2 separate regions of the Homo sapiens genome follow, and region 2 is linked to region 1. The links are chromatin loops, found by intact Hi-C in ENCODE. Cell type or tissue: ovary. All regions are shown on one strand. Each heading gives the region's core, and the rest is flanking DNA. Links, peaks and the distances in the headings are about the cores only. Region 1 has its middle 14 kb from the start of BAMBI. Region 2 overlaps SVIL-AS1 (SVIL antisense RNA 1).

Evidence for each region. Hi-C counts contacts between places; a loop is a spot of excess contacts. Peaks named below come from ENCODE experiments on the same cell type or tissue, not always from the same donor. Only the 100,000 strongest peaks of a DNase experiment are listed, where the experiment ranks them.
Region 2: it touches region 1 in a loop (4-fold over the local background); 10 of 110 quality-filtered maps call a loop at or near these places.

What each region holds. Positions count from the first base shown.
Region 1 is chr10:28,662,369-28,665,280 of GRCh38, reverse strand. No RefSeq gene overlaps it. Among named protein-coding and RNA genes, the nearest start is that of BAMBI, 14 kb to the left of the region's middle. In ovary, for the core only: a CTCF peak has its summit at 1,254 (motif pointing left); a DNase peak (open chromatin) is centred at 1,240; H3K27ac peaks cover 644 bases.
Region 2 is chr10:29,447,817-29,450,728 of GRCh38, reverse strand. All of the region lies in intron 2 of SVIL-AS1 (SVIL antisense RNA 1), which reads right to left. Among named protein-coding and RNA genes, the nearest start is that of SVIL-AS1, 40 kb to the right of the region's middle. In ovary, for the core only: a CTCF peak has its summit at 1,532 (motif pointing right); a DNase peak (open chromatin) is centred at 1,528.

The sequences.
Region 1 (2,912 bases), core at 243-2,742:
CCAGACAAAAAAGGCAGAGGAAGGAGGTGGGAGAGAGAGGAGGGAAAACCCAAGTAGATCTGATATCTTTCTTTAAGGAGCAGTCATAGTTTATTTTCCCTGCTTTTGCTAACACTTTTCCTTGGTAAGTACCTCTTGAGGTGTACCTACTGGAGGTGTACTGGACCTTCCAGTACCAGGAATAGATCACCATATCCCAGCCTCTTGGCTTTTCTTCTCTTGAAAACACTGTCCTCCCCAGTCCCCTCCCAAGTTTTCTGCACATCACATAGCCTGGTAGCAAGAGAAGCAGCTTATGCTCCAAACCATCAAACCCTCTTTATTTTTTTTCTTTTTTGAGACATAGTCTCACTCTGTTGCCCAAGCTGGAATGCAGTGGCACAATCTCGGTTCACTGCAACCTCCGCCTCCCAGGTTCAAGCGATTCTCCTGCCTCAGCCTCCCCAGTAGGTGGGACTACCGGCACGCACCACCATGCCCGGCTAATTTCTTTTGTATTTATTTTTAGTAGAGATGGGGTTTCACCATGTTGACCAGGCTGGTCTCGAACTCCTGACCTCGTGATCCACCTGCCTTGGTCCCCCAGAATGCTGGGATTACCAGTGTGAGCCATCGTGCCCAGCCTCAAACCCTCTTTTATCAAATGTTTGGATTCTTACACGTACATCATTCAAGTTACTTAAAATAATGTGTTCAGGCCAGGCCTGGTGATTCATGCCTGTATTCCCAGAGCTTTAGGAGGCCAGACTGGGGAATTGCTTGAGGCCAGGAGTTAAAGACCAGATTGGGCAACATAGTAAGAACCTTCTCTACAAAAAATATGAAAATTAGCCAGGCATGGTGGTGCATTCCTGTAGCCCCTTAGTCGGGAGGCTGAGGCAGGAAGATTGTTTGAGCCCAGGAGTCCGAGGCTGCAATGAGTTCTGCTCAAACCACTGCCTTCCAGCCTGGGCAACACAGTGAGGCCCTGTCTCTAAATAATAATAATAATAAATAATAATGCTGTGTTCATTCTCTAGAGAATAATTATGTTCCAAGCTCTAAAAGACTGAGGCGAGGGGAAGCAAGCAAACAAACAAAAAACCCACCAGGGTAACCACTGTTTCTTCAGCCAACACTGGAACTTTGGCATCTCTTATTACTTTTATTTTCCAGAGAATAAAATGCCCTCTTAACGGAGCCCAGAGCTTTCTCTTCCATCCTCCCGCAGGGAGGGAGAGGTCCTGTCGCAGGTCTTTCTCGCCCTCTTGTGGTGAGAGGGAAGCAGCGCTCAGCTGGGAAGACAGCAGCTGCTGTTTGCTGTTGATACAAGAAGCAAGGTCGTTCTAGGAAATATTTAGACTCGATATTTTAATGACTCTGTCTCCATGTCATGCAATGATCTCAGTAAAAGAGGACTGTGACCCCTGTTCCCAGAGTCTTTTTAAGGCTTCAGACAATAATGAGCCAAATTCCCTTTGTGCATAAGACAGAGAAGAGGTGGTGTTACCTCCAGCAGGTGCATATATGCCATGAAGTGCAACAGTGGCCATTGTTCTAAATAAATCACCCTTGCCTAAGAGTGTGTGCCACCCACCAGAAGGGAGAGTTTCTATTCTGGGCCATCCGAGTTCATTTCTGGGTCTTAATATTTTTGAATGGAAATGTGCTAACTGAACAGTACAAGGCATCATTCCTAATCTCTATGATCTAAACCTGGCCTTTTTTTCCCCTACAAATTTAGAAACTTTTTGTTTGTTTGTTTGTTTGTTTTTGAGATGGAGTTTCACTCTTGTTGCCCAGGCTGGAGTGCAGTGCAGTGGTGTGATCTTGGCTCACTGCAACCTCCACCTCCTGGGTTCAAGTGATTGTCCTGCCTTAGCCTCACAAGTAGCTGGGATTACAGCCTCCCAAGTAGCTGGAATTAGCCACCATGCCTGGTTAATTTTTGTATTTTTAGTAGAGATGGGATTTCACCATGTTGGCCAGGCTGGTCTTGAATACAAACTTTTTGACTGACTCTGACTTTAAAAAGCAAACAAACAGGAAGCCCCCAAACAGATGAATTAAGAAATGATCCCCTCCTTTCCTGATCTATATAACACCAAATGATGGGCGACTGAATTTTTGTCCCTAACTGAAACTGACAGCATTGTATTAACAGGAACTCTTATCCAGTTGGAGACCAAAGCCAAGAGACTAACAGGAAAAATCAGCCTCTAACTCTACATTAATCCCCAGTCTATACTGATCATATTAATCATATAGTTCATGCGGATGCTAAGAGCTATGTGAGACCACATCAGCCACTCTTTAAATTAAATGATGGGGGCTGGATGCGGTGGCTCACGCCTGTTATCTTAGCACTTTGGAAGGCCGAGGCATGTGGATTACTTGAGCCCAGGAGTTTGAGATCACCCTGGGCAACACAGTGAAACACTGTCTCTACAAAAAATACAAAAATTAGCCAGAAATGGTGGCATGTGCCTGTAGTCCCAAATTCCTCAGAGGCTGTGGTGGGAAGATCGCTTGAGCCATGGAGATTGAGGCTGCAGTGAGCCATAATCATGCCACTATACTCCAGACTGGGCAACAGAGCGAGATCCTCTCTCAAAAAACAAACAAAAATTAATTAATTAATTAATAAAAATGAGGCTGGGCACGGTGGTTCACGCCTGTGATCCCAGCACTTTGGGAGGCTGAGGCGGGTAGATCACCTGAGGTCAGATGTTCGAGACCAGCCTGGCCAACATGGTGAACTCTGTCTCTACTAAAAATACAAAAAATGAGCCAGGCGTGGTGGCGGAAGCCTGTAATCCCAGTTACTCGGGAGACTGAGGCAGAAGAATTGCTTGAACCCAGGAGGCAGAGGTTGCAGTGAGCAGAGATTGTGCCATTGCACTCCAGCCTGGGTGACAGAGTGAGACTCCATC
Region 2 (2,912 bases), core at 235-2,734, 790 kb before region 1:
AAGCAGCCCAGTTTGTGGTACTTTGTCACAACAGCCCAAGGAAACTAATCATGTCCAAAGGAGGGACTTCTGGCTGGAGGTGGGAGGGAGGGGAAGGAATCAGGGTGGCTTCCGGGAGGAGGTGTCCTCTGAATCAGCCTCGAAGGACTGGCAGGATTTCTCACTGCAACTGGACATCAGTTCTCCAGCCATCAGCTCCAAAGAGAAGATCTGGAAGGAGGAGAGGGAAAGGAGAGGCACACCCAGTCTCCTACGTGTGGCACAGGCAGGATAAGGGCATAGCAAGTAGAGCCTCAAGGCTGAGGTGAGGGTGCACAGAAGGAAAGTGGACTTGGACATGGACGGGCCAGGGGAACCCGGCTAAGGGACTCTTCAGATGTGGGGATGACCCGGCAACAGCACCTGCGACTGATTCCTCTGGTCCGCAGGATCCCCAGGCCTAGTGCGTCCCTTTCTCATGGGGCCCGGGGTGTTTCCAGGGCTGGGGCTGGTTTCATAGTATCCTGCGCCCTGCGCTAGCACTTCTATCTTGGATCTTGATGTTGAAACCATTAGAGGTGCTGACTCTGTTACATTCTCCTCTCATCTGATCCTCATGTAAAGATATTTCTGAAATCTCCAGCAAGCAATATGGTACGTGGAAAATGGCGGACTTGCGTTTCCCACACAGTAATGCCGTTTCTCGGTAGACATCAGTGACCATGAGGCAGCTCTACCAAATGCTGCTCTGATCTTATAAGCTGCTCAGGAAAAGGAAATTGTTCTGTTGCATTGAAAATATCGAAAGTTTTGGAATCTTATCTTGCTATTTTAAAGTATTAATCTTTTTAGATTTTGACTCTTAAAAAATATTTGAATGGCCCTGGGAGATAGATTGGTCATGTCATAAACAAAAGACCAAGGCATACGAAAGTTACGGGACTCGGCTAAGATAACAGAGCTGGGTGGGGCAAGGCTCTTTAAGGACGGCACCCAGATGTGGTGGTCCGCATTCCCCTGTACCTGATTGTTGTTGAATAATGGAGGTAAACTGAGGCCCAAGGTCACCTCCTGCTTCAGGGAGGGCTTTAGGTAAGGGCGGGAGAGGAATCGCAGGCCCCGCCCGAACAGGCTGCTTTCTCTGCATGATTTCATCACATCCTCGCAGGCAGCCCCGAGAAGCACCTGCTGTGCCCTTTACTGAGGAGGGTCTCCAACATTCAGTTCTTCCTCATTCTCCCATCGCTGGTAAGAGACCCATTCCAGTGGAAGCTGAGGAACGAGACCTGCCTGGGAATGAGACCTTTCCTCATGAACACTAATTTTATCCAGGGGTGATAGGGTTAGGGGGAGATGTTTGCTGTTAATATCCGAATGTCTCTCTAACAGATTTCTATCAGGTTTGATATAACCTGTCAGCTGCCTCCCTCCAGCTGGAGAAGCCAGGAAAGGAAATGCAGGGACTGGCCAGGGAAGGAAATACGGAAGCGACAAAGGAGGAACCTTTGCATCTGGCGAGGGGCAGCCGCGCTGAGGGAAGGCTATGGCCAGCAGGTGGCGCTGTTGCTCACAGCAGAAGCCAAGGCTCCAACTCCAGCGCCGCCTCCGGCTTCACAGTCCTAGGATCTGCAGAGGAAGCCTCTGCTCTTAGGCACAGAACTGGGCCAAGACCTTCCCCTAAAGACCCCAGGGGCCAACTCCAGCTCCGTCCGGCTCATTTGTTTCCAGTTCAAGGAACCTGAACTCTACGATGGGCTGACCTGGGAATGTTCCCATTGCCCTGATGCAAGCAGTGATAAATTGTGCAGTGACATGAACGTGCCCAAGGGCTGGGGGAGTCTGCGAACCACAGTTCCTCTTAGCCAGGCTTCCCTCCGCCTGCATGCACACGCTTTTTAATTTTTGTTTTATTTTGTGGCTTCTTTAAAGCTCTTCCCTTTGCCAGTTTTGCCATCTGTAGAATGAAGGTGATACCTTCCTTTGGCTCAATTAGTTAATGTTAGGAAAGCTCTCTGCAGATGAAAAGCACTAAATTCTATTGATCAAATATTTAATTAGCCACACTTGCGGATGATTCATAATCATCTATTCAACTTCCTGAATTGCCAAGCAGAGAAAATGGCATGATTAGAAATATAATTTTAAATACCGGTTTTCAGAGATTTTGTACCTGTCAAGGCTATGAGAGAATTTCTGAATTAGCATACCAGTTCCTCCCCGATTTTCCAAGGGCCTGAAGAAACCAGCTCCCTTCCCACTCAGCCTGTGGCTGTGGCCATGACTGCCCTCCTCTACCCGCACCTGGCCTGGGGAGTAACTCAGCCGCAGGGCCTCAATGGCAGCGTGCAGAGGGTTGGACCGCAGTGCCAGGACCTCCCCAGCACGGGGCTGCCTCTCAGCCCTGGCAGGCCACAGCACCTCTTCTGCCTAGGGCAGTACCTTCATGGTCTGTCACATGCCTGCCCCTTTTCTGCCCTGGTAGGGACTCAGTGAGGAGAAACTAGGTCATGTAGGAGACACGGACACATTCAAAAGCAAGACACCCAAGCAGCTCGAGTGTAAGGAGATTTCCAGGCATTTCCAGTTGCTTTGAAGCACAGTCAGCAACATGGCCTGGTTTGTCTTCAGCTCTGGGTTCCAACCCAACCAAGACTGCAGGTTCTGGTTGTGCATGTGGCCTCTGAAAGCAAAATAGGCTTTTTCTTATTCATTCATTCTGCAAATATTAGTGTAAATGCTATGCTAGATATGCAGGCTAAACTGGTACAGACGATTATCTTTGACTTTCTGGCAAAACGTAATTTTCAAAAAGTGAAAAAAACAAAACCATCATACAGATAGATGGGAAGCACGTGTCATTTGGGGTCCTCAGGAAGCAGGTGTCAAGACAGAGCTAGACGTGAAAGACATTTATTGGGAGGAACACTTTTTGC